Regions from separate parts of the Homo sapiens genome. Here region 1 is linked to region 2. A link is an interaction called in ENCODE POLR2A ChIA-PET data of the cell type or tissue named here. Cell type or tissue: HCT116. All regions are shown on one strand. Each heading gives the region's core, and the rest is flanking DNA. Links, peaks and the distances in the headings are about the cores only. Region 1 holds the start of LOC124901146 (a long non-coding RNA gene). Region 2 has its middle 37 kb from the start of SIMC1.

The links. Peaks named below come from ENCODE experiments on the same cell type or tissue, not always from the same donor. Only the 100,000 strongest peaks of a DNase experiment are listed, where the experiment ranks them.
Region 1: POLR2A ChIA-PET joins it to region 2 with 5 read pairs; 1 of 35 experiments calls an interaction of 5 or more read pairs at or near these places.

What each region holds. Positions count from the first base shown.
Region 1 is chr5:177,931,749-177,947,517 of GRCh38, forward strand. It overlaps LOC124901146 (a long non-coding RNA gene), which reads right to left and starts at 7,722. Exons shown (of 3, transcript XR_007059075.1): 1 at 7,667-7,722; 2 at 2,919-2,980. LOC100128340 (a long non-coding RNA gene) reads left to right here and starts at 7,779. Exons shown (of 4, transcript NR_149047.1): 1 at 7,779-8,018. RefSeq lists an enhancer at 7,800-8,400. In HCT116, for the core only: no CTCF peak of the experiment used is centred there; a DNase peak (open chromatin) is centred at 7,793; H3K4me3 peaks cover 1,575 bases.
Region 2 is chr5:176,193,435-176,209,203 of GRCh38, forward strand. It overlaps the pseudogene CEP192P1. Among named protein-coding and RNA genes, the nearest start is that of SIMC1, 37 kb to the right of the region's middle. RefSeq lists enhancers at 1,124-1,814, 3,946-4,447. In HCT116, for the core only: no CTCF peak of the experiment used is centred there; DNase peaks (open chromatin) are centred at 5,677 and 6,047; H3K4me3 peaks cover 1,235 bases.

The DNA.
Region 1 (15,769 bases), core at 3,635-11,634, 1.7 Mb after region 2:
CAGGCAGTACTCCCAGCAGCTGGGGTAATAAGTCCTTTATTCCTGCAGAGGGACCTGGGTGGCACCTTACAGAGTCCTTCACAGTCACCTCTTGGATCCACTTCATGTAAGTTCTGCGAGAAGCTCTTCTAGGAGGCAACTTGAAGAGGAAAATTACTGGGATGAACTCCAACCCCTACCTCTGAAGTTTTGGGGTCTCAGGGCTGCAACTGACATCCTCACCTGCCCACTCCACTACCCATTATAGACCACCTCACTCTCAGACGACATCTCTGTTGGTCTCCTGATTACCTGAGGGAACTGAGACCCTGGTCACCATGCTATTTTCAGGCCAGGGTTGCTACACTTGTCAACTTAACATCAAAATTGGGCAAGGGAGTACCAAGAAGCACCCAAGGGCATCGCCTGGATGTCAAACATATTCCTCCCAGACCCCATATGCAACCGCTTCTGGATGCCAGGATGCGACTCCTCTTCTTACCGCTGGCCCCTTGATGCAAGGACAAGAAACCCAGAGTGCCAAGGAGGCGACTGTGCTTCGACTTTGAGGGACTCTGGCTGTGCCACCTTGCAGAAGTATTTTCTCTTTGGGAACAAGGACCTCTAAACTTACGGAACCCAGAGTTGAGGGACAGAAAGCACAAATTCTTTAAGTGGGCCACTGGGCCACTTAAGCTTCTACCCCTAGGTTCCTAGACCCGTGTATTCTGCCCAGTGGGGATGCAGTGCCATATATAGTATTTGATTTGAAGTGATACTGCATCTTGGAGGATGGTACTGAAACCTTGTGAAGGCTTGTTTCTGAACTGGCATTGCAGCTCTGTCTTCATCGGGCCAGCAGCTTTGGGGTCATGTGGTGTGCAGTATTAACAGTGGATCCCTGGTCATGGGCCAGCCCACTCCCGCCCCTGCAGGGTTATTGCTATAAGATGGGCTGTTGAGTCAGAAGTGATGTTATGTGGCATCCTGTGCCAGTGAATCAAACACTTCATAGACCCTTGAGCAGAGAATCCATGGGCAGGAAAGGCAAATCTCTATCTGGAACTGGTCTCTATTCCTGATCTTTCAGGAGAGGGTCCAATGTAGTCATCTGCCACATGCCAAGCCAAACCAATCTCAGTTTTATCCTCTTCAGCTGGTGACATGGGAGTCCCCCATGTGGCCATTCGAATGAGCTGAGGCTGCTGGTGCCTCAGTGGGGATGATGTGGGGTCTGGGCTACCTGCCGTGTAGCTTGCTGGTGTCCTCAAGGCGTGCTCATGTTTGACCCGGGATGTCCCCACCATGTTAGATTGATTGATTGGGTCTGGCAGACCCAGCTCATGACAGGCAGTTCCAGCTGCCTGATCACTCGGTGTCTCATGTCTGGGTGTTGTGTGTCACATGAGGGCTAGTAGCACAGGCACACCAGGACCTGTTTTCAGAAGGTGAATAATCCTTTGCTGCTAATTGTAATTCACTCCCAAATTTTAGGGAGTCTCCAGATCCTAAGGGATTCTCCCACTGGAGCTTGCATTCTTCACTGGCATCTCTTCCTATCACTCACATGGCTGACACCATAGGGTCTGCTGAGTACTGTATGGCTCAAGGGATGGGGTTGATGGCTCCAGCAGCCTGACACTTTTGCAGAATCCTTTCTTGCTCTGGGCCTTGGCAGCCTTTCATGGCATTGGCATATGGGGTTGGAGCAGTATTCCTAGCTATGAAATATGTTGCCTCCAGATCTACCTATCAGGTGTTAGGATTTCTTCTTCATGGTGGGAGGTAAAAGATTAAATAATTTATCTTTGCTTTGTAGGTATGTCCCAGTATTCACCAGACCATTGAATTCCTAGAAATTTTACTAATGTGGTGGCCTCTCGATCTTCAGTAGTTTTCTCTCTCACCCTTTGGCTTCCAGCATGCTAGGTACCGCTTGTCTATCTGCCTGATCAGCATGATGACATCAGTGTACTGGATCAGTGTGATGTTCTGCAGGATGTCCGATGATCCAGATCTTTTTGGATGGTCATGACAGAGCTCTGATGAAAGTTGTGAATGTATACTGTTGTCCCTTCCATGTGAATGTGAACTCTTTCTGATTCTCTTTCTTGATTGAGATGGAAATGAGCATATTCACCAGATTAATGGCTTCATAACATGTACCTGAATTCAATTTTTTTTGAGATGGAATCTCACTCTGTCACCCAGGCTGGAGTGCAGTGGGGCGTGATCTTGGCTCACACAACCTTTGCCTCCCAGGTGAAGTGATTCTCCTGCCTCAGCCTCCTGAGTAGCTGGGATTACAGGCGTGAGCCACCATGCCTGGCCAGTTTTTGTTATTTTTAATAGAGATGGGGTTTATCATGTTGACCAAGCTGGTCTCAAACTCCTGACTTCAAATGATCCACCAACCTCAGCCTCCCAAATGCTGGGACTGTAGGCATGAGCCATTTCGCCTGGCTCCCTGAATTCATATTAATCTTCTCTAGCAGCAATACCACACCTAGCAAGGAAGCTGCAATGGGGCTACTAGTTGTTGCACTTCTGGTAGTTTCCATGGGGAACAGACTGGTGAATTAAATGGGACTATAATAGGAATGATCATCCATGCATCTTTTAGATCTTTAAGAACAGCACTCATCTTTGCCATCCCCTGGGATGTAATACTGCTTTTTATTTGCTATCTTGGCCAGAAGGGGGAGTTTCAGAGGCTTCCACTTGGATTTCCCCACTATGATAGCTCTTACCTCACAGGATAAAGGGCTTGTGTCAATTACTAAGTATGTCAATTACAGTTATACATTTGGAGACCACTGAGGGTGGGACCTTGGACTGTGGGTGAGCTGGACCTAAGCTAGAACTCCATTTATCACCTGGCTCCCTTAGGAGGGGCCATGCTAATGCTCTGGGTTTCCCCTTCCCCAGTACACAGTTACCTGAGTAACGTTGGGAAGAAATGGAGGAATCCTCGCTGTGTGCAGTCATGGGGTTCTTCCTCCTGGGGACATAGGCTTTCTGTCAATCAAGTTTCCACGTCCAAGAACTTGCTCAGGGATGGACATTGGGGAAGGGATTTTTACTTTTTTTTAAATTAAGGTGACTGTCCTTAGCTTCCCAGCCATCCATCCGTGCTGTTTTTGATTATGCAGATACAGTAGTATCCTTGTTGGCTCCATATCTATGTGGCCCCTAGGGGTGCCAAGTTCTATTCACTCCACAGGTCTCTGTAGGTCAGGCTCCCCTGGCCTCCTCTCTACCCTACCACTCACCACAATGACATCTTCCTGCCTTCTGATGGTGCCATGGTCTGAATGTTGGTGTCTCCCCAAAATTCATACGTTGAAACCTGACCACCAATGTGAGGGTATCAGGAGGTGGGGCCTTTGGAAGGCGATTGGGTCATGAAGGTGGAGCCTCATGAATGGGACTAGTGCCCTAATGAAAAGATGTCCCAGCATGCTGCCCTGCCTGTTCTACACTCTGAGGACACAGTGAGAAGGCACCATCTATGAGCCAGAAAGTGGGCCTTCAGCAGACACCAAATCTACTTTGATCTTGGACTTCCCGGCCTCCAGAACTGTTAGAAATGAATTTCTTTATAAGCCACCCAGCCTATGGCATTTTGTTACAGCAGCACTAAGGTAGATGGCTTCTAGTTTTCCAAGGTCCTTGGGATCATTTCTGTGAGTAAGCCTGGTTGTACAGTGGCAATTCCTCCTGCCAGCCCTGGTCCCCAGAGAGGAGCCATCACTGAATTTCTAAGTGATCCATTCCTAACAGCCTTGGTAAGTGGGTTATCATCTGGGTCCTGTGTGCAGCACAGGCCTCTGGGAGTTCCAGCCTTACATGGCACACCTCCTCTGGTGGGCCCACCTCTCTGAGCCTAAGTGCCAAGGGCCTACCGTCTGCTCCAGCAGTTCTCACTTCATGCTGGCCGCTGCTTTTTCCCATGTTTCTAGGAATCATCTGCAGTGAGTTTGCACCATCTCCTGGGACACTGGTGAGAGTATTAAATCCTGTATCCTGGGAGAGTTCTCCCAAGTTGATAAATACTCCCTTATCTAACCTTACCTTCTGACCTCCTTGACCAGACACCCTTGGATTCCAGTCCCATGTTCCTGCAGACCTGTGCTGGGTAGGTCCTACAGCTCCTTTGGGGTATAGCCCCATCTTTCCTCACCAGGCTCAACATGCCCACAGCTGGTTGCTGTTGTGACTTCATCCTAGTCATTGGCCTAATGACCAGGAGGACAGACAAGGCAGAGCCTGAGCCGGGGACGTGTTGTCTGGCTGGGGAGAGGCCTCTGCACAGTGTCCAGGCAAGGAGGGAGGGAGTGCCAGCCCTTAGCGGCAGGGGCGGCATTCCTGCCAGCTCAGAGGGCTCAGTGGGGATATAGAGAGTCCATCGTTTGTAGAGACCTCAACCTAAATGTTCCCAGCCTGTGTGTCAGAGTTGTACTCTCTCTCTCTCTCTCTCCTTTTTTTTTTTTTTTTGGCAAGGGGTAGGGGGACAGAGTGTCGCTATGTCACCCAGGCTGGAGTACAGTGGTGCGATCTCAGCTCACTGGAACCTCCGCCTCCCGGATTCAAGTGATTCTCCTGCCTCAGCCTCCTGAGTAGCTGGGATTACAGGTGCATGCCACCACACTTGGCTAATTTTCATATTTTTAATAGAGACAGGGATTCACCATGTTGGCCAGGCTGGTTTTTCATATTTTTAGTAGATACAGGGATTCACCACGTTGGCCAGGCTGGTTTCTAACTCTTGACCTCGTGATCCACCCACCTCGGCCTCCCAAAGTGCTGAGATTACAAGCGTGAGCCACTGTGTCAGGCCACAGGGTTGCGCTCTCTTCTAACCAGGGCCCTGGCCTTGGCACAGTAGACCTGCCTTGGTTGGAGTTGCATCTTCTGTGGATCCTGAGCCTGGTTTCTGCTTTCTCCGTCCTCCTGGTGCAGATGAGAGCCTCTTTAAACGCCAACAGAAGGGCCTCTGGCTTTCACGTTAGCCTTTAATTGCTGAGCTGGGACTACAGGCATGTGTCACCACACCCAGCTAATTTTTTATTTTTAGTAGAGACGGAGTTTCACCATGTTGGCCAGGCTGGTCTTGAACTCCTGACCTCAGGTGATCCTCCTATCTTGGCCTCCCAAAGTGCTGGAATTACAGGCACCCGCCCAGCCAATACATTTTAAAAAATGTTGTATATTGATTTCAGGCCTTTTATTTTCTTAAAAGCAGCAGCTATTTAGCCTAATTCTGAGCAGTGGTTTGTTCTCTGGGCCAGTAGGATTTTATGCATGCTTTTTGTGATCCGTGTTCAAAATCTGCATTGCCAACATTGCAGCTCCAATGTAAGCTTGTTATTCAAATAAATATTTAATTTTTAAACTTGCTTCTGTACTGTATGGCTGGGTACAGTGGCTCATGCCTGTAATCCCAGCATTTTGGGAGGCTGAGGCTGGTGGATCACCTGAGGTCAGGAGTTTGAGACCAGCCTGGCCAGCATGGTGAAACCTCGTCTCTACTAAAAATACAAAGATTAGTTGGCCATGGTGGTGGGCACCTGTAATCCCAGCTACTCAGGAGGCTGAGGCAGAAGAATCACTTAAACCCGGGTGGCAGAGGTTGCAGTGAGCTGAGATCATGCCACTGCACTCCAGCCTGGGCGACAGAGTGAGACTCCATCTCAAAAAAAAAAAAAAAAAAAAAAATTGCTCCTGTATTACCAGATGCCCCTTTTAGTATTATTTTAGAAGCATTGGGAGAGTTTTGGCTAAAGTGCAATTTACCAGAAAACACTAGATTTTAGCTTTATAAAACTTAAATCTTTCATAGGACCTATATTTTCTTGAATTAAATTTTGCAGTTCTAGGCCAGGCACAGTGGCTCATGCCTGTAATCCCAGCATTTGGGAGGCCGAGGCGGGTGGATCATGTGAGGTCAGGAGTTCAAGACCAGCCTGGCCAACATGGTGAAACTCCGTCTCTACTAAAAGTAGAATATAAGTAGTGTATAAGCCCTGGGTCCTAGGCTCTGGGTATAAGCCTCACGTTTTTTCTGGGTATAAGACTTGTGTTTCCTAGGCTCTGGATATAAGCTACATGTCCTAGGCTCTGAGTACAAGCCCAATGTCCTAGGCTCCGTGTATAAGACCCGGGTCCTAAACTCTGGATATAAGCCTTGTGTCCTCGGCTCTGGGTATAAGCCTTGTGTTTTAGTCTTTGGGTATAAGCTCCATATCCTAGGCTCTGGGTATAAGCTTTGTTTCCTAGGCTCTGGGTATAAGCCCCACGTCCTTGGCTCTGTGTATAAGCCCCAAGTCCTAGGCTCTGGGTATAAGCCCCAAATCCTAGGCTCTGGGTATAAGCCCCGGGTCCTAGGCTCTGGGTATAAGCCCCGGGTCCTAGGCTCTGGGTATAAGCCCCAAGTCCTAGGCTCTGGGTGTAAGCCCCGGGTCCTAGGCTCTGGGTGTAAGCCCCGGGTCCTAGGCTCTGGGTGTAAGCCCCGGGTCCTAGGCTCTGGGTGTAAGCCCCGGGTCCTAGGCTCTGGGTGTAAGCCCCGGGTCCTAGGCTGTGGGTGTAAGCCCCGGGTCCTAGGCTCTGGGTGTAAGCCCCGGGTCCTAGGCGCTGGGTATAAGCCCCGGGTCGTAGGCTCACCCCAGGACCCCCCAGCACAGGTCCAGTGGCTTCCCGTTATTAGAGGTGAATGTGATCCTGGGCATCATTTATTTGGGGGAAAATTGGATTCTTTGGGGCTCCAGTTCCTCTCTGCTGCTGGCTCTCCTAGGCTGCCAGTCCCACATCCCACTTCCCCTGTGTAGAAGGGGGAAGGCCACCCCCTCCACACTCCCCCCCATGAGGCTGAAAGTGGCCAAATTCTCCCATAGAAAAAGTTTGCTGCGGCTTTGAATAAACATAGAAATTGATCATCCCAGCCTTAAAGAAAGTTACATTTGTCTCAGTGGAGTTTTCTTGGGAAACCTCCCAGAGAACAGTAGGGAGCTGAAACTTACGAGCTAGAGCTCTGGGCCTGATAGTGAGAGGCCTGCCCCTCAGCCCTCCGGAGTGCCTCAGCCACCTGGTGTCTGTTGACCAACGCCTTTGCCTCCCTGCTCTCTAACTCCTGTTTTTCCACAACTGGTTACATTTCTTCTTGGCCAGGCCTCCAGGACCCCCACCCTCTGCACTGCCCTGGATGCTGACGAAGGCTCTCCTTCCCTCTCCCTAACCAGCTCCTCCCCTCCTCCCACCTTTGGCCATGCAGAGGCCCAGCTACACTGTGCCTCTGCCTCTGAGAAATGGCTGGGGGTGCGCTGCGGGGGTGCGCTGCTGGGGAGCCTGGAGCTGGGGTAGGGATGGGGGGTTGGGGAGAGGGTGTTGTTCTCAGAGTCCTCTGGGTCGCAACCCCAGCAACCCCAGCAGTACCAGATCTTGCATCCCCACCTGGTTTCCTTGCCCGCTGTGCAGTGGAAAGGGCGCACCTGTTTGAAAGGAGCGGCTGTGCTTGCAGAGGTGCGCTGACCCAGGATACTGGTGGCCTTTCCAGCACCCGCCTGTCTGGCAGCTACCGCCCCACGCTCCTATCCCTGCTTAGTGGAGCCCCGCTGCTACCGCGTCCTGTTCTGACCTCTGCCAGCCCGCGCCCCGCTCCCCTCCGCGTCCTGCTGCCCGCGTTCTGTACCTGCCCGCGCCCCGCTCCTACGCGTGCGCCACTCCTATCCGTGCCCCGCTCCTAGCTAAGCCCGGCCCGTGCCCACTCCCACCCGCCGCCTTGCGCTGCCCCTTCCGGCTCCTCCCCAGCAGCCGGCACCCGCCTGGCCCAACAGTGACAGAGCAGGGCGCGCAGCCGCTGAGTGCTCTGGAGTCCCTGCCCCGAGGTGCCACGCCCACGTCGGCCTCACCCGGGCAGGCATGGGGCGGTCGGGCTTAGCGCCGCACCCCGCCGGCCAGAGCCACCGTCTCTCCAGACGCGGCCCCAGCGCCCACTGGGGATGGCAAAGACGACATCCGGTGCGCCGAGGCTGCTCACAAAAGTAAGTCTTGCTGGCTGCAGGCGCCCGCATCGGCCAGTGCAAAGGTGGCCCAGAGTGCCAAGCGGCGGAGCCGAGCTTTGAGAAGCACCTTTCTGCTTGCGCTGGGCAGCGGGCTGCGTGTGACTGGCCACCTGGCCTCGGCTGGGAGCGCACTGGTGGCGGGCGGCGGGCAGGTCTCTGACAGGAGCAGGCGCCCGCGAGCAGCGGGGCTGGTGCCCAGAACCTAGCGCAGTGGGAGTTCCCAGCGTGGTTGTCCCAAGCACCAAAGCCGGTGTCCTGAAGCAAACAGGGCAGCTCTTTCGGGGCAGGTGTGGGCGAAGGGGCGGGGAGCCCAGGAAGCCACGAGTGGCACGGGTCTGCTGTTTTTGAAGGAGACGGTGCAGTCCTGGTTTCCTTTTTTAAAATTTTATTTTATTATGCTTTAAGTTCTGGGGTACATGTGCAGAAAGTGCAGGTTGGTTAACAGGTATACATGGGCCACGGTGGTTTGTTGCACCCATCAACCCGTCATCAACATTAGGTATTTCTCCTAATGCTATCCCTCCCCCCAGCCCCCGACAGGCCCCAGTGTGTGATGTTCCCCTCCCTGTGTCCATGTATTCTCATTGTTCAACTCCCACTTATGAGTGAGAACATGTGGTGTTTGGTTTTCTGTTCCTGTGTTAGTTTGCTGAGAATGATGTTTCCCAGCTTCATCCATGTCCCTGCAAAGGACAGGAACTCATCCTTTTTTATGGCTGCATAGTGTATATGTGCCACGTTTTCTTTATCCAGTCTATCATTGATGGACATTTGGGTTGGTTCCAAGTCTTTGCTATTGTGGAACAGTGCCGCAATAAACATATGTGTGCTTGTGTCTTTATAGTAGAATGATTGATAATCCTTTGGGTATATACCCAGTAATGGGATTGCTGGGTCAAATTGTATTTCTATTTCTAGATCCTTGAGGATGTGGAGAAATAGGAACGCTTTTACACTGTTGGTAGGAGTGTAAATTAGTTCAACCATTGTGGAAGACAGTGTGGCGATTCCTGGTTTCCTTTTTGAGCTCTACCTTCCTCATTCCTCCTCCAGCTCTGCCGCTTTGGCTGGCAGAGGAGTGCAGAGGCTCTCTTTGGCAAGGTTGCTTTGCTCTCCTGCGTTTTTGCCACCTGGTCTTTAAAAACCTAAAAGCCTGTGGTTTCTGGGGTGGCTCCCTTGGAGGGGCTGCAGTGGGCTGAGACCCAGCCTGCAGCCTGGGAGTTCTGTGCCACTGTCTGGGAGGGCACCTGAAGATGTGGCTTTGGGGCCATGGGAGGTCAGGGACAACACTTATGGGTGCAAGTTTTGGGTCTGGGTGTCGGGGCCAGGGGTGCTGCTGCACTGAGGATGAGGTGCAGGGTGTGGTGTTGAGTGTCAGGGGCAGAGTTGCTGCAGTGCAGAGGACAGAGGTGGTGCAGGGCAGGGTTCCTGGGCATGAAAAGGCAGGGGTGACAGAGCAGGAGCACCGTCATCTCAGACAAACACCGCCACTTTAAGTTCCAGCTCCCTTTCTAGCCCCATGCATTTCAAGGATATCACTTAACTTCTAACTACAAGCAGCAGCCAGAAAGAGCAGGCAGTAAAAGATAAGACAGCTTGGGCACAGAGGGAGGTGGGGGGAGGGGGGAAAGTCTCTCAAGTAACTACCAAACTTCACCCTCATACAATGGGCCCCAGTAAACCAGTGGGCCTTAATAATCACAGTCCTTTCCCTTCAGATGCGCTAAGATAGGGAAGCTAAAGCAGACTCGGGGGAGGGGAGGTATGCCTGCGGCTGAAGCAAGATGTATGGGAACAGACACACAATTCTCCCTCCCAGATAAGCACAACAAAGAGACATAGGAGCAGTGCAAGCCTCTGATAAACTCTCCCACCCTGAATCCTTAAAAACTTTTAGCATGTAGGGGAGTGCGGCTTCTGACTTGACTTGGACAGAAGTCCCTCCCAGGTTTGAAATAAACCTGCTGACTGTTGAGCCACCCTTCGTGTTTCTCTCCTCTTTAATTCTTACAACCCCTCCTTCTGAGATGGAGATGTTTCCAGCTGGGGAAACTGAGGCTCAGAGAGAGTCGACTAAGGGAAGGCAAGAAAGGGAGGCAGAGCCCCCTGCAGGCCCTCCTCACCCGAGGAACTGAGAGAAGCCAGGGCCAGGGCCTGGCCTGCCTTGCAACCCACTCTGCCTCCACCTCTCCTTGTGGGACCTCGGGGTGGCCCCATTTCCCTTGTGCGGGCGAGGAGCTCCTTTTTGCTGCCTGATGTTTTGGATCCTGAGCCCACACCCAGGCAGGGCTGTCTCCTCTCCCTATAGTTGCTGAGGCCATCAGGCCGCAGGCTTCACCTCTGTTCTCTACTGGGTGATCCTCTGGTCAGGTCCCTGGGTGTGCATGTGGAGGAAGGTGTGCATCCGTGTGCATGTGTGTCCACACATGTGAACACAGGTGTATGCATGTGTGCACGTATGCAAGTGTACAGGGGTGCACCCACATGAGGCTCCCCAGACCTTTTCCCCAGGAGAAGACCATATCTCCCCCTGGTGTCAGGTGTCCACTCAAGCCCTCCAAGGGTGGGGATGGGGAGAAGGGAAAAGTGCCTGGGATGCCAGGCAGGAGTGCAGGCTCAGATGGGCCCTGAGGTGGTCACAGAGCTGAGCCAGGCATCCAGTCTGTGCAGCAGCCAAGATGTGGCCAGAGAGGTTCCTGGGAGGTGGGGGCGGGGGGGTGCTATTCAGGCCCACCCCCTTCTCTCTTCATTCTCCTAGGGGACAGTCACAGGAGCTTGTCTGTTGCCAAAAGTCCCCCTCAGCCCCTCCCTACCTACAATGTCCCTTCCCTGGGCATAGGCCTGAGTGTGAAGACTGTGTAGCTGCTAGCAACAGAAACGGGGCTTGTATGCACCCAAGGGAGACAACTCCAGCTCTGTAAAGCCTGGCGGGGGTGGGTGGCAGGCAGCAGAGGGTCCAGTGGTTTAGGGTACCTCTCGTGGGCTGGCTGCCCACACCACCTACCCCTCAGCAGGCCGGCTCTGGACATAGCGGTTGGCCAAGTCCGAGCCAGCCCGTCTTTGCAACTCCTCCTCCTGCCTGCCAGGGTGACTTCACTTTTTCAGATCTGCAGTGATGTGCAGATCACTGATTCAGCCCTGAGCTCAGCCAGGATGCAGGAGAAAGAGGAGGGGCTGGCCCCGGGGCACCCCAGGCCCAGCTTCCTGGGCCCTCCCACCCCATGGCCCCATGGGCTTCCCTTCCTCCATCTGTCTGTGGCTGGGTGCAGGCCAGACCTCAAGAGGCAGCTGGGGGATATGGAAAGAACAGGGACTTTCCCCACAGAAGCCCAGAACCCACCTCCTACCTCACCCCAGGACCCCCCTGACAGGTCCATGGCTTCCCCTTTTTAGAGGTGAATGTGATGCTGGGCATCATTTCTTCGGGGGAAAACTGGATTCTCTGGGGCTCCATGCTGGCTCTCCTAGTCCCACACCCCGTGCTTTCCTGTGTAGAGGAGGGAAGGGCCCCCCCCACTCCCCCAATGAGGTGGAAAGTAGCCAAATTCTCCTGTAGATGTTTACTGCTTCTTTGAATAAATGTAGAAATTGATCCTCCCAGTCTTAAAGAAAGTTACATTTGTCTCACTGGAGTTGGTTTCTCCGGAAACCTCCCAGAGAACAGTAGGGAGTTGAAACTTACCAGCTCGGGGCCTGACATTGACAGGCCTGCCCCTCACCCCTCTGGACTGCCTCAGCCACCTGGTGCCTGTTGACCAACGCCTCTGCCTCCCGCCTCCCTAATTCTTGTTTTTCCAAACCTGGTTACATTTTTCCCAGGCCTGGCCTCCAGGACCCCCACCCTCTGCACTGCCCTGGATGCTGACAAACGCTCTCCTGCCCCCTTCCCTGCCCATATCTTCCCTTCCTCTGGCCTCTAGCCCCACAGAGGCTGAGCTCCACCGAGCCTCTGCCTCAGGAGAAATGGCTGGGGATGCGCTCTGGTGGGGGGAGCCTGGAGCTGGGGTAGGGATGGGCGGTTGGCGGGGAGGGTGGTGTTCTCAGAGTCCTCGGGTCACAACCCCAGCAGTCTCAGATCTTGCATCCTGCACGGCTTCCCTGCTGTCTTTGTGCAGCAAAAAGGGCAAAGCACAGGGACTGCAGGCAGGTGCACCTGGTGAAAGGAGGGGCTGTGCGTGCAAAGGCGAGCGGACCCAGGTTAGTGGTGGCCTTCCCAGCACCACGCCCTGCTCCCGCCTGCGCCCTGCTCCTACCTCTGCCGGCCGGCTTTGCTCTTACCCGCGCCCCGCTCCTGTGGCGACCCGCTCCTATCCCTGCCTGGCCCGCTCCCCGCTCCTGCCCCTGCCCCTGCCCCTGCCTGGCCCCCGCCCCGCTCCTGCCCTTGCACAGTCCGCGCTCCTCTCCTACATGCCGCCTGCGTGCTTCCCCTGCCTGCTCCTCTCGCGCACGGCGCTCGCCTGGCGGGCAGAGACCAGAGCAGGGCGTACAGCAGCTCAGATTGCCCAGGAGTCCCTGCCCAGAGGTGCCATGCCCACAGTGTCCCTCGGGTCCACCAAGCCCTGGGCAGGCATGGGGCGACCGGGCTGAGCGCCGCACCCCGCCCCGCAGAGCCGCCGGTCAGAACCACCGTCCTTTCTGCGCGACCCCGGTGCGCAGGGGCGAAGGAGACATCCGGTGCTGCTGCCGCTGCTCGGCAAAAGTGAAAGTCCCGCCGGCTGAGGGTGCCCTCACGGGCCAGCGCGAAGGTGGCCCCGTGCGCACAGCGCCCTGATAATTGCTTTTTTTCTTGTGATGGGCATCGGGCTGAGCGTCGCAGGCCACCCGGCCTCAGCTTGGAGAGCATTGGCATGGCAGGTCTGCAGGAGCAGGCGCCGGCCTGGCAGCGGGCTTGGTGCCCAGAACCCAGCCACAGCCGGAGGTCCCAATGTGGCTGCCCCTCCCGCCAAAGCCGCCTCCCGAAGTAAACAGGACAGCCCTTTCTGAGCAAGCATGAGCAGAGGGCCGGGGAGCCCAGAAGTCGCCACTGTCCTGGGCCTGCTGTTTCTGCAGCAGATGGCCCAGTCCTGAGTTCCCTTCTGCGCTCTACCTCCCTCATTCCTCCTCCAGCTCTGCTGCTGGAGTGGAGCGGTCTCTTAGGCAAGGCTACTTTGCTCTCCTGCATTTTTGCCACTCTGGTCTTTAAACATCTAAAAGCCTGTCGTTTCTGGGGTGGAACCCTTGGTGAGGCTGCCGTGGGCCTCAACCCACCGGGCAGCCTGGGAGTTACGTGCTGCTGCGGACAGAGCACCTGAAGATACGGCCTTCAGGGCCATGGGAGGCTCAGGGCCAACACTTACCGGTGCGGGTTTTGGGACTGGGTGTCAGAGGACAGGGGTGCTGCTGTGCTGAGGACAGGTGGGGCAGGGCGGGTGGCCCGGGCATCAAAAGGCATGGATGGTGCTGTGCTGAGGGCGGGGTTCAGGGTGGCGGGGCTGGGATTCAGGGCAGGGGTGCTGCTGTGCTGAGGACAGCGGGTGCAGGGCCGGGGGCTCGTTTTCAGGGGTCAGGGTGGGGGAATGGGTGTCGGGGCAGGGGTGCTGCTTTGCTGAGGACAGGGTGCAGGGTGGGGGGCTTGGTTTCATGATACAGGGGTGCTGTTGTGCTGAGGACGGGGTGAATGTTGACGGGCTGAAGGTCCAGGTACAGGGGTACCACTGCGCTGAGGACAGGGAGTGCCGCGTGGGGCCTGGGTGCCAGGGTTTGGGGTGCAAATATAGTGAGGTCAGGATGCATTGGGGAGAGTGCCGCAGGGACCTCGGGAGCTGTCACATGGCAGGGAGAGGCCGCAGTCAACACCCTGTGTCATGATTTCTTCCCCACCTGTGTGTGGCCAGGCGCAGGGGACTAGACAGTGGCTGCCAAACAGGGAGTGCACCCCGGCGGTGGCTGTAGGGGACCACGACAGTGGGGCCACCTCTCCCTGCGTGTCTGCACCTGGGCCTGCCAGGGCTGTCTGCCATGCTCCATGGGGTGGGGGTCTTCGGCCCCTGGGAGGCTGCCGGTCGGTGTGACTTGGAGAGGTTGTGGTCAGGGGTCCCCTGGGGGCTGTGATGCAGTAACTAACTGCACCCTTTGGGGCTGGGAGGGGTGAGAAGGTTCTAGGCCTCCCAGAGCCCACCTGGCTCCTCCATCAGAAAGGCAGCCAGGCTTGGGGTTGAGGAGGTGATGCTGTGCCCCCTGAGGCAGGCTCCACTTTCCCCAGGGGACCTTGGCTCTAGGGTGAGGCCCAGGCCTGGGAATGGCTCTGAGATCATCCCTGGGCCTCCGTGGAGCTCTGGCGTCACGGCTGTGTGGTTGTGGGGACTTCCCCACACAGTATGTTCTTGCCTTGCATCCACTCAGACAGAGAGCTTACATTTTTATACTTGTTTATCATTGTGAGTTTTGAATAAATTTTTATAACTTTGTTTCAATTAATCTTTACTATCTTCAGCTAGACTTAATCAAAAATTAAATCAATTCTTTATTATTAAAATTCATAGGACTAAAAAAGTATAAAAATTGAACTAATTAAACCTTCAAAGAATATTTTTATATATTTGCAATATTTTTGCTTCTAAAATCAATTAAAGTGCATGAGAAATTTTGGAATATTCAGCATACACACACACACACATATACACACATATCTGTGACAAATCAATTCAGTATTTTCAAATAGAAGAAACAAGCCTTTCTTTTAGTTCAGAAGCTTTATTTTAGTATTTCTTATAAGGTAGGAGTGCTGGCAGCAAATTTTCTGTCTTTGTTTATTGGGGAATATCTTTATTTTTAAAGGATAGATTTGCCGGACACGGCATTTTTAGTTGACAATTTTTTTTCTTTCATTCTTTGACTATGCCATCCCATTGCCTTCCCACCATTGTTTCTTTCTTCTTCTTCTTCTTTTTTTTTTTTGAGACGGAGTCTCCCTCTGTTTGTTGCCCAGGCTGGAGTGCAGTGGTGTGATCTCAGCCCACTGCAACCTCTGCCTCCCAGGTTCAAGCGATTCTCCAGCCTTAGCCTCCGAGGAGCTGATATTACAGGCACGCACAAACATGCCCAGCTAATTTTTGTATTTTTAGTAGAGACAGGGTTTCATCATGTTGGCCAGGCTAGTCTCGAACTCCTGACCTCAGGTAATCCACCTGCCTTGGCCTCACAAAGTGCTGGGATTACAAGCGTGAGCCACCGTGCCTGGCTTCACCATTGTTTCTGATCAGAAATCAGTGGCTAATTTTATCGTGGTGCTCTTGTACATGAAGAGAAGTTTTTGTCTTACTGTTTTCAATATTTACTCTTTGTCTTTTCATAGCTTGACACAGGTGTGTAGGAGTGGATATCTTGATTTTTATTTTACTAAAAGTAAACATTGATTCTATAGATTAATGTTTTATATCAAATTTGGTAAGTTTTCAGCCATTATTTCTGTAAATAGTTCTTTGTTTCCCCTCTTCTTTCTTTCTGAGACTCTCTTTCTACATATATTGTGCTTGATGTTTCATAAGTCATTTTTCTTTTTCTTTTTCTTTTTTTGAGACAGAGTTTCGCTCTTGTTGCCCAGGCTGGAGTGCAATGGCACGATCTTGGCTCACTGCAACCTCTGCCTCCCAGGTTTAAGCGATTCTCTTGCCTCAGCCTCCCGGATAGTGGGATGCACCACCACACCAGCTAATTTTGTATTTTTAGTAGAGATGGGGTTTCTCCATGTT
Region 2 (15,769 bases), core at 2,791-10,790:
GCACTCTCCCCAATGCATCCTGATCTCACTATATTTGCACCCCAAACCCTGGCACCCAGGCCCCACGCGGCACTCCCTGTCCTCAGCGCAGCGGTACCCCTGTCCGTGGACCCTCAGCCCATCAACCTTCACCCCGTCCTCAGCACAGCAGCACCCCTATCTCACGAAACCAAGCCCCCCACCCTGCACCCTGTTCTCAGCAAAGCAGCACCCCTGCCCCGACACCCATTCCCCCACCCTGACCCCTGAAAACGAGCCCCCGGCCCTGCACCCGCTGTCAGCACAGCAGCACCCCTGCCCTGAATCCCAGCCCCGCCACCCTGAACCCCATCCTCAGCACAGCACCATCCATGCCTTTTGACGCCCGGGCCACCCGCCCTGCCCCACCCGTCCTCAGCACAGCAGCACCCCTGTCCTCTGACACCCAGTCCCAAAACCCGCACCGGTAAGTGTTGGCCCTGAGCCTCCCATGGCCCTGAAGGCCGCATCTTCAGGTGCTCTGTCCGCAGCAGCACGTAACTCCCAGGCTGCCCGGTGGGTTGAGGCCCACGGCAGCCTCACCAAGGGCTCCACCCCAGAAACGACAGGCTTTTAGATGTTTAAAGACCAGAGTGGCAAAAATGCAGGAGAGCAAAGGAGCCTTGCCTAAGAGACAGCTCCACTCCAGCAGCAGAGCTGGAGGAGGAATGAGGGAGGTAGAGCGCAGAAGGGAACTCAGGACTGGGCCATCTGCTGCAGAAACAGCAGGCCCAGGACAGTGGCGACTTCTGGGCTCCCCGGCCCTCTGCTCATGCTTGCTCAGAAAGGGCTGTCCTGTTTACTTCGGGAGGCGGCTTTGGCGGGAGGGGCAGCCACACTGGGACCTCCGGCTGTGGCTGGGTTCTGGGCACCAAGCCCGCTGCCAGGCCGGCGCCTGCTCCCGCAGACCTGCCATGCCAATGCTCTCCAAGCTGAGGCCGGGTGGCCTGCGACGCTCAGCCCGCTGCCCATCACAAGAAGAAAAGCGCTTATCAGGGCGCTGTGCGCACGGGGCCACCTTCGCGCTGGCCCGTGCGGGCACCCTCAGCCGGCGGGACTTTCACCTTTGCCGAGCAGCGGCGGCAGCACCGGATGTCTCCTTCGCCCCTGCGCACCGGGGTCGCGCAGAAAGGACGGTGGTTCTGACCGGCGGCTCTGCGGGGCGGGGTGCGGCGCTCAGCCCGGTCGCCCCATGCCTGCCCAGGGCTTGGTGGACCCGAGGGACACTGTGGGCATGGCACCTCTGGGCAGGGACTCCTGGGCAATCTGAGCTGCTGTACGCCCTGCTCTGGTCTCTGCCCGCCAGGCGAGCGCCGTGCGCGAGAGGAGCAGGCAGGGGAAGCACGCAGGCGGCATGTAGGAGAGGAGCGCGGACTGTGCAAGGGCAGGAGCGGGGCGGGGGCCAGGCAGGGGCAGGGGCAGGGGCAGGGGCAGGAGCGGGGAGCGGGCCAGGCAGGGATAGGAGCGGGTCGCCACAGGAGCGGGGCGCGGGTAAGAGCAAAGCCGGCCGGCAGAGGTGGGAGCAGGGCGTGGTGCTGGGAAGGCCACCACTAACCTGGGTCCGCTCGCCTTTGCACGCACAGCCCCTCCTTTCACCAGGTGCACCTGCCTGCAGTCCCTGTGCTTTGCCCTTTTTGCTGCACAAAGACAGCAGGGAAGCCGTGCAGGATGCAAGATCTGAGACTGCTAGGGTTGTGACCCGAGGACTCTGAGAACACCACCCTCCCCGCCAACCGCCCATCCCTACCCCAGCTCCAGGCTCCCCCAACCAGAGCGCATCCCCAGCCATTTCTCCTGAGGCAGAGGCTCGGTGGAGCTCAGCCTCTGTGGGGCTAGAGGCCAGAGGAAGGGAAGATATGGGCAGGGAAGGGGGCAGGAGAGCCTTTGTCAGCATCCAGGGCAGTGCAGAGGGTGGGGGTCCTGGAGGCCAGGCCTGGGAAAAATGTAACCAGGTTTGGAAAAACAAGAATTAGGGAGGCGGGAGGCAGACGCGTTGGTCAACAGGCACCAGGTGGCTGAGGCAGTCCAGAGGGGTGAGGGGCAGGCCTGTCAATGTCAGGCCCCGAGCTGGTAAGTTTCAACTCCCTACTGTTCTCTGGGAGGTTTCCAGAGAAACTAACTCCAGTGAGACAAATGTAACTTTCTTTAAGACTGGGAGGATCAATTTCTACATTTATTCAAAGAAGCAGTAAACATCTACAGGAGAATTTGGCTACTTTCCACCTCATTGGGGGAGTGTGGGGGGGGGCCTTCCCTCCTCTACACAGGAAAGCACGGGGTGTGGGACTAGGAGAGCCAGCATGGAGCCCCAGAGAATCCAGTTTTCCCCCGAAGAAATGATGCCCAGCATCACATTCACCTCTAACAAGGGGAAGCCATGGACCTGTCAGGGGGGTCCTGGGGTGAGGTAGGAGGTGGGTTCTGGGCTTCTGTGGGGAAAGTCCCTTTTCTTTCCATATCCCCCAGCTGCCTCTTGAGGTCTGGCCTGCACCCAGCCACAGACAGATGGAGGAAGGGAAGCCCATGGGGCCATGGGGTGGGAGGGCCCAGGAAGCTGGGCCTGGGGTGCCCCGGGGCCAGCCCCTCCTCTTTCTCCTGCATCCTGGCTGAGCTCAGGGCTGAATCAGTGATCTGCACATCACTGCAGATCTGAAAAAGTGAAGTCACCCTGGCAGGCAGGAGGAGGAGTTGCCAAGACGGGCTGGCTCGGACTTGGCCAACCGCTATGTCCAGAGCCGGCCTGCTGAGGGGTAGGTGGTGTGGGCAGCCAGCCCACGAGAGGTACCCTAAACCACTGGACCCTCTGCTGCCTGCCACCCACCCCCGCCAGGCTTTACAGAGCTGGAGTTGTCTCCCTTGGGTGCATACAAGCCCCGTTTCTGTTGCTAGCAGCTACACAGTCTTCACACTCAGGCCTATGCCCAGGGAAGGGACATTGTAGGTAGGGAGGGGCTGAGGGGGACTTTTGGCAACAGACAAGCTCCTGTGACTGTCCCCTAGGAGAATGAAGAGAGAAGGGGGTGGGCCTGAATAGCACCCCCCCGCCCCCACCTCCCAGGAACCTCTCTGGCCACATCTTGGCTGCTGCACAGACTGGATGCCTGGCTCAGCTCTGTGACCACCTCAGGGCCCATCTGAGCCTGCACTCCTGCCTGGCATCCCAGGCACTTTTCCCTTCTCCCCATCCCCACCCTTGGAGGGCTTGAGTGGACACCTGACACCAGGGGGAGATATGGTCTTCTCCTGGGGAAAAGGTCTGGGGAGCCTCATGTGGGTGCACCCCTGTACACTTGCATACGTGCACACATGCATACACCTGTGTTCACATGTGTGGACACACATGCACACGGATGCACACCTTCCTCCACATGCACACCCAGGGACCTGACCAGAGGATCACCCAGTAGAGAACAGAGGTGAAGCCTGCGGCCTGATGGCCTCAGCAACTACAGGGAGAGGAGACAGCCCTGCCTGGGTGTGGGCTCAGGATCCAAAACATCAGGCAGCAAAAAGGAGCTCCTCACCCGCACAAGGGAAATGGGGCCACCCCGAGGTCCCACAAGGGGAGGTGGAGGCAGAGTGGGTTGCAAGGCAGGCCCTGGCCCTGGCTTCTCTCGGTTCCTCGGGTGAGGAGGGCCTGCAGGGGGCTCTGCCTCCCTTTCTTGCCTTCCCTTAGTCGACTCTCTCTGAGCCTCAGTTTCCCCAGCTGGAAACATCTCCATCTCAGAAGGAGGGGTTGTAAGAATTAAAGAGGAGAGAAACACGGAGGGTGGCTCAATAGTCAGCAGGTTTATTTCAAACCTGGGAGGGACTTTTGTCCAAGTTAAGTCAGAAGCCGCACTCCCCTACATGCTAAAAGTTTTTAAGGATTCAGGGTGGGAGAGTTTATCAGAGGCTTGCACTGCTCCTATGTCTCTTTGTTGTGCTTATCTGGAAGGGAGAATTGTGTGTCTGTTCCCATACATCTTGCTTCAGCCGCAGGCATACCTCCCCCCTCCCCCGAGTCTGCTTTAGCTTCCCTATCTTAGTGCATCTGAAGGGAAAGGACAGTGATTATTAAGGCCCACTGGTTTACCGGGGCCCATTGTATGAGGGTGAAGTTTGGTAGTTACTTGAGAGACTTTCCCCCCTCCCCCCACCTCCCTCTGTGCCCAAGCTGTCTTATCTTTTACTGCCTGCTCTTTCTGGCTGCTGCTTGTAGTTAGAAGTGAAGTGATTTCCTTGAAATGCATGGGGCTAGAAAGGGAGCTGGAACTTAAAGTGGCAGTGTTTGTCTGAGATGACGGTGCTCCTGCTCTGTCACCCCTGCCTTTTCATGCCCGGGAACCCTGCCCTGCACCACCTCTGTCCTCTGCACTGCAGCAACTCTGCCCCTGACACTCAACACCACACCCTGCACCTCATCCTCAGTGCAGCAGCACCCCTGGCCCTGACACCCAGCCCCAAAACTTGCACCCGTAAGTGTTGTCCCTGACCTCCCATGGCCCCAAAGCCACATCTTCAGGTGCCCTCCCAGACAGCGGCACAGAACTCCCAGGCTGCAGGCTGGGTCTCAGCCCACTGCAGCCCCTCCAAGGGAGCCACCCCAGAAACCACAGGCTTTTAGGTTTTTAAAGACCAGGTGGCAAAAACGCAGGAGAGCAAAGCAACCTTGCCAAAGAGAGCCTCTGCACTCCTCTGCCAGCCAAAGTGGCAGAGCTGGAGGAGGAATGAGGAAGGTAGAGCTCAAAAAGGAAACCAGGAATCGCCACACTGTCTTCCACAATGGTTGAACTAATTTACACTCCTACCAACAGTGTAAAAGCGTTCCTATTTCTCCACATCCTCAAGGATCTAGAAATAGAAATGCAATTTGACCCAGCAATCCCATTACTGGGTATATACCCAAAGGATTATCAATCATTCTACTATAAAGACACAAGCACACATATGTTTATTGCGGCACTGTTCCACAATAGCAAAGACTTGGAACCAACCCAAATGTCCATCAATGATAGACTGGATAAAGAAAACGTGGCACATATACACCATGGAATACTATGCAGCCATAAAAAAGGATGAGTTCCTGTCCTTTGCAGGGACATGGATGAAGCTGGGAAACATCATTCTCAGCAAACTAACACAGGAACAGAAAACCAAACACCACATGTTCTCACTCATAAGTGGGAGTTGAACAATGAGAATACATGGACACAGGGAGGGGAACATCACACACTGGGGCCTGTTGGGGGCTGGGGGGAGGGATAGCATTAGGAGAAATACCTAATGTTGATGACAGGTTGATGGGTGCAACAAACCACCATGGCCCATGTATACCTGTTAACCAACCTGCACATTCTGCACATGTACCCCAGAACTTAAAGCATAATAAAATAAAATTTTAAAAAAGGAAACCAGGACTGCACCATCTCCTTCAAAAACAGCAGACCCGTGCCACTCGTGGCTTCCTGGGCTCCCTGCCCCTTCGCCCACACCTGCCCCGAAAGAGCTGTCCTGTTTGCTTCAGGACACCGGCTTTGGCGCTTGGGACAACCACGCTGGGAACTCCCACTGCGCTAGGTTCTGGGCACCAGCCCCGCTGCCCGCGGGCGCCTGCTCCTGTCAGAGACCTGCCCGCCGCCCGCCACCAGTGCGCTCCCAGCCGAGGCCAGGTGGCCAGTCACACGCAGCCCGCTGCCCAGCGCAAGCAGAAAGGTGCTTCTCAAAGCCTCGGCTCCGCCGCTTGGCACTCTGGGCCACCTTTGCACTGGCCGATGCGGGCGCCTGCAGCCAGCAAGACTTACTTTTGTGAGCAGCCTCGGCGCACCGGATGTCGTCTTTGCCATCCCCAGTGGGCGCTGGGGCCGCGTCTGGAGAGACAGTGGCTCTGGCCGGCGGGGTGCGGCGCTAAGCCCGACCGCCCCATGCCTGCCCGGGTGAGGCCGACGTGGGCGTGGCACCTCGGGGCAGGGACTCCAGAGCACTCAGCGGCTGCGCGCCCTGCTCTGTCACTGTTGGGCTAGGCGGGTGCCGGCTGCTGGCGAGGAGCCGGAAGGGGCAGCGCAAGGCGGCGGGTGGGAGTGGGCACGGGCCGGGCTTAGCTAGGAGCGGGGCACGGATAGGAGCGGCGCACGCGTAGGAGCGGGGCGCGGGCAGGTACAGAACGCGGGCAGGAGCAGGACGCGGAGGGGAGCGGGGCGCGGGCTGGCAGAGGTCAGAACAGGACGCGGTAGCAGCGGGGCGCCACTAGGCAGGGATAGGAGCGTGGGGCGGTAGCTGCCAGACAGGCGGGTGCTGGAAAGGCCACCAGTATCCTGGGTCAGCGCACCTCTGCAAGCACAGCCGCTCCTTTCAAACAGGTGCGCCCTTTCCACTGCACAGCGGGCAAGGAAACCAGGTGGGGATGCAAGATCTGGTACTGCTGGGGTTGCTGGGGTTGCGACCCAGAAGACTCTGAGAACAACGCCCTCTCCCCAACCCCCCATCCCTACCCCAGCTTCAGGCTCCCCCGCAGCGCACCCCCAGCCATTTCTCAGAGGCAGAGGCACAGTGTAGCTGGGCCTCTGCATGGCCAAAGGTGGGAGGAGGGGAGGAGCTGGTTAGGGAGGGGGAAGGACAGCCTTCGTCAGCATCCAGGGCAGTGCAGAGGGTGGGGGTCCTGGAGGCCTGGCCAAGAAGAAATGTAACCAGTTGTGGAAAAACAGGAGTTAGAGAGCAGGGAGGCAAAGGCGTTGGTCAACAGACACCAGGTAGCTGAGGCACTCCGGAGGGCTGAGGGAGGGGTGAGGGGCAGGCCTCTCACTATCAGGCCCAGAGCTCTAGCTCGTAAGTTTCAGCTCCCTACTGTTCTCTGGGAGGTTTCCCAAGAAAACTCCATTGAGACAAATGTAACTTTCTTTAAGGCTGGGATGATCAATTTCTGTTTATTCAAAGCAGTAGCAAACTTTTTCTATGGGAGAATTTGGCCACTTTCAGCCTCATGGGGGGAGTGTGGAGGGGGTGGCCTTCCCCCTTCTACACAGGGGAAGTGGGATGTGGGACTGGCAGCCTAGGAGAGCCAGCAGCAGAGAGGAACTGGAGCCCCAAAGAATCCAATTTTCCCCCAAATAAATGATGCCCAGGATCACATTCACCTCTAATAATGGGAAGCCACTGGACCTGTGCTGGGGGATCCTGGGGTGAGCCTACGACCTGGGGCTTATACCCAGTGCCTAGGACCCGGGGCTCACACCCAGAGCCTAGGACTTGGGGCTTACACCCACAGCCTAGGACCCGGGGCTTACACCCAGAGCCTAGGACTTGGGGCTTATACCCAGAGCCTAGGAAACAAAGCTTATACCCAGAGCCTAGGACCCGGGGCTTATACCCAGAGCCTAGGACTTGGGGCTTATACACAGAGCCAAGGACTTGGGGCTTATACACAGAGCCAAGGACGTGGGGCTTATACCCAGAGCCTAGGAAACAAAGCTTATACCCAGAGCCTGGGATATGGAGCTTATACCCAAAGACTAAATCACAAGGCTTATACCCAGAGCCGAGGACACAAGGCTTATATCCAGAGTTTAGGACCCGGGTCTTATACACTGAGCCTAGGACACTGGGCTTGTACTCAGAGCCTAGGACATGGAGCTTATACCCAGAGCCTAGGAAACACAAGTCTTATACCCAGAAAAAACGTGGGGCTTATACCCAGAGCCTAGGACCCGGGGCTTATACACTACTTATACTCTACTTTTAGTAGAGACGGAGTTTCACCATGTTGGCCAGGCTGGTCTCAAACTCCTGACCTCAGGTGATCCACCCGCCTCAGCCTCCCAAAATGCTGGGATTACAGGCATGAGCCATTGTACCCAGCCATACAGTACAGAAGCAAGTTTAAAAATAAAATATTTATTTGAATAACAAGCTTACACTGGAGCTGCAATGTTGGCAATGCAGATTTTGAACACGGATCACAAAAAGCATGCATAAAATCCTACTGGCCCAGAGAACAAACCACTGCTCAGAATTAGGCTAAATAGCTGCTGCTTTTAAGAAAATAAAAGGCCTGAAATCAATATACAACATTTTTTAAAATGTATTGGCCGGGCGGGTGCCTGTAATTCCAGCACTTTGGGAGGCCAAAATAGGAGGATCACCTGAGGTCAGGAGTTCAAGACCAGCCTGGCCAACATGGTGAAACTCCGTCTCTACTAAAAATAAAAAATTAGCTGGGTGTGGTGACACACGCCTGTAGTCCCAGCTACCTGGGAGGCTGAGGCAGAAAAATTGCTTGAACCTGGGAGGAGGAGATGGCAGTGAGCCATGATCATGCTATTGCACTCCAGCCTGGGCAACGGGTAAGACTCCATCTCAGGGAAAAAAAAAAAAAAAAAAGGTATTAAACACTACCATATACAGAACAATCTTTGTTACTGACTATATTTAAAAATTATTTGCATAGTTATTACATATTGCAAATGAGCATAATACATGAACTTTCTTTTGGAAGGCAATTCCTTTTTACATACAATAAGAAACATCTAATTTCAGCTGGGCGCGGTGGCTGATGCCTATAATTCCAGCAGTTTGTGGGGCCAACATAGGCACATCATCTGAGGTCAGGAGTTGGAGAGCAGCCTGCCGAACATGGCGAAAACCTGTCTCTACTAAAAATACAAAAATTAGCCAGGCATGGTGGCGGGCGCCTGTAGTCCCAGCTCCTTAGGGAGGCTGAGGCAGGAGAATCGCTTGAACCCGGGAGGCAGAGGTTGCAGTGAGCTGAGATTCTGCCACTGCACTCTGGCCTGGGCAACAAGAGCAAAACTTGGCCTAAAAAAAAAAAACCCTAATTACATCACATTGCAAATATCTCATTTTTCCTGTCAATAAACAGTTAATAGTATTACTGTAAATATCAGGAAGGCTACAAAAATATAAGATTTCTTTTGGTCTTCACAGTGTTTTTTATGCAGTGAAGCACTTACTGTATTGAACAGAATGCAGTACTAGAAAATGTCCTGGGTGTGAGATGCTCGAGTGCCAAAACTAGGCTTTTCTTTTCTTTTTTTTTTGAGATGGAGTCTCACTCTCTCACCAGGCTGGGGTGCAGTGGTGCAATCTCGGCTCACTGCAACCTCTGCCCCCCGGGTTCAAGTGATTCTCCTGCCCCAGCCTCCCAAGTCAGTGGGACTACAGGCGCCCGCCACCATACCCGGCTAATTTTTTTGTATTTTTAGTAGAGACGGGGTTTCACCATGTTGGCCAGGATGGTCTCAATCTCTTGACCTCGTGATCCACCCACCTGGGGCTCCTAAAGTGCTGGGATTATAGGCTTGAGCCACCGAGCCCGGTCCAAGACCAGGCTTTTCAAATCAAAGATAAAAGAATCATGCAACCCTCTTACAACTGGGATACCATCCTGTGTCACTTGCCAATACTGTCTTTCCAGAAAACCATTCAAGACACTAAAAAAAGATCAGACTTATATGATAAACACACATAGAATGAAAAGACACCAACTGCTATTTGACACTACTATTGGTAATGTCTGTCATATGTGAAAGTACTTTTTATTTTATTATTTGAGACTGAGTTTTGCTCTTGTTGCCCAGGCTGGAGTGCAATGGCACGATCTCTGCTCACCGCAACCTCCGCCTCCCGGGTTCAAGTGATTGTCCTACCTCAGCCTCCCGAGTAGCTGGGATTATAGGCATGTGCCACCACGCCTGGCTACTTTTCTGTATTTTTAGTAGAGATAGAGTTTCACCATGTTGGTCAGGCTGGTCTCGAAATCAGAACCTCCGGTGATCTGCCTGCCTCGGCCTCCCATAGTGCTGGGATCACAGGCATGAGCCACTGTGCCTGCCTGTGAAAGCACTTTTAAAAAGAGAGCACGTCTGCTGCCTGGTCACATTCTGTACCTGTTCCCAAACCCCGAAGCCAGTGATGTCAGTGGCTGCATGGGCATTGAACGTGTACATTATTCCTGCAGCTTTCCTGTTGACCTGGACCATGTTCATCAATGTTTTTCAATACATTAATTCTACATCTTCTTGGATGACCACTAGTTTTATTTCATTTTTCAGAAATATCCAGCCACTGGTGCACAGCCATTGCCACTTGTGCCCCCAGGGGATCTTGTCAACTCCAGTATGTCCCCCCAGCACTGTGTTATCTGGCATAATAAATGTAGTTGGGCTGTAGTTGTAGTGACTCCTCCCAAAACAACCCAGGAGTTTAATACTGTTTGGCCACCGGTTACAGACACTGCTCCTCCTTCCGCTGCGGCTTTAAAAGCCTATCTAATCGGCTGGGTGTGATGGTGGCTCAGACCTATAATCCCAGCACTTTGGGAGTCCGAGGTGGGTGGATCACCTGAGGTCAGGAGTTTGAGACCGGCCTGGCCAACATGGTGAAACCCCATCTCTACTAAAAATACAGCAAATTAGCTGGGCGTGGCGGCGCATGACTGTAATCCCAGCTACTCGGGAGGCTGAGGTAGGAGAATTGCTTGGGTGGCAGAGTAAGACTCTGTCTCAAAAAAAAAAAATAAAATGTTATCTCATCAGGGACAACACCTTTCCCTGCCAGTCATTTTGTTACCAATGAAAGAAAACATATTCAAATCAATTTTTAGTTCAGAAAATGTTTTACTGTATCTTTTAACTTTTTTATTGTTCTGCATTTTTTACGTTAAAAACACCTACCATATATATTTTTTTCTGTTTTGTTTCCTTTTTTTTTTTTTTCAAGAAATGTTTTTGTTACTTTCCTTTTTAATTTTTTCACTGACCATTACCATTATTTATATACCATGTACCTAGAGAGTTTCCAACGTTCCTCTTGTTATTGGCTTTTAATTTTATGCCATTTTGGTCTGAGAAGATACTTGCTATGATTTTCATTTTTTAAATGCTTTTTTGAGATTTGTTTTGTGGCCTAAAATGTGGTCTATCCTGGAGAACGTTTTGTGAGCTGATGAGAAGAATGCAGTTCTGCAGTTGGTGGGTGAAATGTTCTGTAATTACCTGTGAGGTCCCTTTGACTTCTCTTGGAGTCAGTCTGGTCTTTGTTACTTTTCTGCCTAGAGGGTGTGTCTGTTGCTGAAAGTGGGTTTTGGAGTCCCCAGCTATTATTGTCTGTCTCTGTCTGTTGCTCGAATAACTCTTACTTTAATAACTGGGGCTCCTGTGTCAGGTGTGTTTACATTGACAACTGTCCTACCTTCTTGCTGAATTGATCCCTTTATCATTTTATAATGACCTTTATTTTCTATTTTTGTGCTTTTTTGACTTAAAGCCTACTTTGTGTGACAAGCATAGCTGCACATACTCACTTTTGGTAACACCTTTCATTTCTTATCATCTTCATTGAATCTCACTCTTCACATTTACCAAAATGTCTACTTTTGAGCCGCGGCAATTCTTTGAATCTTCAGATCCACCACATGCTGATCAAGCCTTCCTTTTTGTCTGTACTCTGAGGAATCCCGAACAGGCATTTTTGCAAGAAAGTCTAGGAGGGAAACATAAATCTATGTGTCAGAAGAATTAACATAGAAAATAGTGTGTCCCGGTTAACAAAAGTTCTCATTGTAAAGTGTTATGCACAAGACTATGAAATTTCATGTGCCATAAATAAAATTGTCTTGATTTGTCTAAAACTACGTTTTGTCTAAAACTACTTTTAAAAATTACATGTTACTCTAATAAATGTATTTTTGGCTGGGCGCAGTGGCTTACGCCTGTAATCCCAGCACTTTGGGAGGCCGAGGCAGGTGGATCACGAGGTCAGGAGATCGAGACCATCCTGGCTAACACAGTGAAACCCTGCCTCTACTAAAAATACAAAAAAAAATTAGCCGGGCTTGGTGGCGGGTGCCTGTAGTCCCAGCTACTCAGGAGGCTGAGGCAGGAGAATGGCGTGGACCTGGGAGGTGGAGGTTGCAGTGAGCCGAGACTGCGCCACTGCACTCCAGCCTGGGCGACAGAGCAAGACTCTGTCTCAAAAACAACAACAACAAAAAAAAAACAAATATTTTTTCCAACTATATTCTTTCTTTTTTTCAAGATTATTTTGCCTATATTGGGTTCGTTGTATTTCTACTGGGTCCACTTGTCTACAAAAAAGTCTTTTGACAGGGATTGTGTGGAATCTACAGATTAATTTGGGAAACACTGACATATTAACGTTAAGTCTTTCAATCCATGCATGCAAAATGTCTTTCTTTTTATTTAGGTCTTCTTTAGTTTCTTTGAAAAATGTTTTCTAGGCTGGGCGCGGTGGCTCACGCCTATAATCCCAGCACTTTGGGAGGCCGAGGCGGGCAGATCACGAGGTCAGGAGTTCAAGAACAGCCTGGCCAACATGGTGAAACCCCGTCTCCACTAAAAATACAAAAATTAGCTGGGCATGGTGGTGTGCACCTGTAATCTCACCTACTGGGGAGGCTGAGGCAGGAGAATGGCTTGAACCCAGGAAGCAGAGGTTGCAGTGAGCCGAGATTATGTCACTGCACTCCAGCCTGGGTGACAAGCAAGACTTCATCTCAAAAAAAAAAAAAAAAAAAGAAAAAGAAAAATGTTTTCTAGTTTTCAGTGCACAAGTTTTACACTTCTTTTGTTAAATTTATTCCTAAGCATTTTATTATTTTTGATGCTATTGTAAATGGAATGTGTTAATCTATTCTTGCATTACTATAAATAAATACCTGAGACTGAGTAATTTATAAAGACAAGAGGTTTAATTGGCTCATGGTTCTGCAGTCTGTACAAGCAGCACAGCAGCTTCTGCTTCTGGGAAGGCCTCAGGAAGCTTCCAATCATGGCAGAAGGCAAAGGAGAAGTGAGGTATCTCACATGGTGAAAGCAGAAGGAAGAGGGGGTGGGGGTGGGGGTGCCATATACTTTTGTTTGTTTGAGACGGAGTCTCACTCTGTCACTCTGGCTGGAGTATAGTGGCATGATCTTGGCTCACTGCAACCTCTGCCTGCCAGGTTCAAGTGATTCTCCCACCACAGCCTCCCGAGTAGATGAGATTATAAGCACATGCCACCATGCTCGGCTAATTTTTGTATTTTTAGTAGAGACAGGGTTTCACCATGTTGGCCAGGCTGGTTTTGAACTCCAGACCTCAAGTGATCCACCCACCTCGGCCTCCCAGAGTGCTGGGATTACAAATGTGAGCCACCGCACCCAGTCTATATCATTTTTTTTTTTTTTTTTTTTGAGATGGAGTCTCACTCTGTCACCCAGGCTGGAGTGCGGTGGTGTGATCTTGGCTCACTGCACCCTCCACCTCCCGGGTTCAAGCAACTCTCGTGCCTCAGCCTCCCAAGTAGCTGTGACTACAGGTGAGCGCCACCATGTCCAGCTGATTTTTTGTATTTTAGTAGAGATGGGGTTTCACTGTGTTGCCCAGGCTGGTCTCGAACTCCTGAGCTCAGAAAATCCACCTGCCTCAGCCTCCCAAAGTGCTCACAGGCATGAGCCGCTGCACCTGGCTGGGGCCTATGTACTTTTAAACAACCAGATCTCATGAGATCTCCCTCACTATCATGAGAATGGCACCACGGGAATGGTGCTAAACCATTCGTGAGAAACCGCCTCCATGGTCCAATCACCCCCCACCATGCCCGACCTCAAACAGAGAAACCGCCTCCAGGGTCCAATCACCTCCCACCATGCCCGACCTCAAACAGAGAAACCGCCTCCATGGTCCAGTCACCTCCCACCATGCCCGACCTCAAACAGAGAAACCGCCTCCATGATCCAATCACCTCCCTCCATGCCCGACCTCAAACAGAGAAACCGCCTCCAGGGTCCAATCACCCCCCACCATGCCCGACCTCAAACAGAGAAACCGCCTCCATGGTCCAATCACCTCCCACCATGCCCGACCTCAAACAGAGAAACCGCCTCCATGGTCCAATCATCCCCCACCATGCCCGACCTCAAACAGAGAAACCGCCTCCAGGGTCCAATCACCCCCCACCATGCCCGACCTCAAACAGAGAAACCGCCTCCAGGGTCCAATCACCCCCCACCATGCCCAACCTCAAACAGAGAAACCGCCTCCATGGTCCAATCACCCCCCACCATGCCCGACCTCAAACAGAGAAACCGCCTCCATGGTCCAATCACCTCCCACCATGCCCGACCTCAAACAGAGAAACCGCCTCCATGATCCAATCACCTCCCACCATGCCCGACCTCAAACAGAGAAACCGCCTCCAGGGTCCAATCACCCCCCACCATGCCCGACCTCAAACATTGAGGATTACAATTTGACAGTCCCCAATGTCAGGTCCTTTCCACATTTCATGCCTTCCCAACAGTCCCCTAAAGTCTTAACTCATTCCAGCATTAACTCAAAAGTCCAAAGTCCAAAGTCTCATCTGAGACAAGGCTAGTTCCTTCCACCTATAGGTCTGTAAAATCAAAAACAAGTTAGTTACTTCCAAGATACAATTGAGGTATAGGAATTAGGTAAATATTCCCATTCCAAAAGGGAGAAATTGACCAAAACAAAGGGGCTACAGGCCCCATGCAAGTCTGAAACCCAGCAGGGCAGTCATTAAATCCTAAAACTCCAAAATAATCTCCTTTGACTCCATGTCCCACATCCAGGGCAACTGATGGAAGGGGTGGACTCCCAAGGCCTTGGGCAACTCTGCCCCTGTGGCTTTGCAAGGCTCAGCCCCCGACACCACTCTCAAGGGCTGGTTTTGAGTACCTGAAGCTTTTCCAGGCACAGAGTGCAAGCTGCTGGTGGATCTACCATTCTGGGGTCTGGAAGATGGTGGATCTCTTCTCACAGCTCCACTAGGAAGTGTTCCAATGGGGACTCTGCATGGGAAATCCAACCCCACATTTCCCCTCCTCACTGCCCTGGTAGAGGTTCTCCATGCTGCTGCATGGGGCAGAGCCTTCATGGAGGACCTCTACTAGGGCAGTGAGGCTTCTGCTTAGACATTCAGGCTTTGCTATACATCCTCTGAAATATAGGCAGAGGCTCCAAAGCCTCAACTCTTGCACTCTGTGAACTCACAGGCATATTACCACATGGAAGCCACCAAGGCTTATGGCTTGCACCCTCTGAAGCAGTGGCCTAAGCTGTACCTGGGCCTGTTTGAGCCATGGCTAGGCTGGGATGCAGGGAGCAGTGTCCTGAGGCTGCACAGGACAGCAGGAGCCCTAGGTCTGGCCCAGAAAACCATTCTTCCCTTCTAGGCCTCTGAGTCTGTGATGGGAGGGGCCGTGGTGAAGGTCTCTGAAATGTCTTCTAGGCTTTTCCCCCATTGTCTTGGCTATTAGCACTTGGCACCTTTTTACATATGCAAATTTCTGCAGCCTGCTTGAATTCATCCCCTGAAAAGGGCCTTTTCTTTCCAGGCTGCAAAATTTCCAAACTTTTACACTCTGCTTCCCCTTTAAATATAAGTTCCAACTTTAGGTCATTTCTTTGCTCATGCATATGAGTGTAGGTTGTTAGAAGCAACTAGGTCACATCTTGAATGCTGTGCTGCTTAGAAATTTCTTCCACCAGATAGCCTAAATCATCACTCTCAAGTTCAAAGTTCCACAGATCCCTACGGCAGGGGCACAATGCAGCTATGCACCCAGGTTCTTTGCTAAGGTATAACAAAAGTGACCTTTGCTCCAGTTCCCATCAAGTTCCTCATTTGCATTTGAGACCTCATCAGCCTGGCCTTCACTGTCCACATCACTACTAGCATTTTGGTCTAACCATTCAACCAGTCTCTAAGTTCCAAGCTTTCCCTCATCTTCCT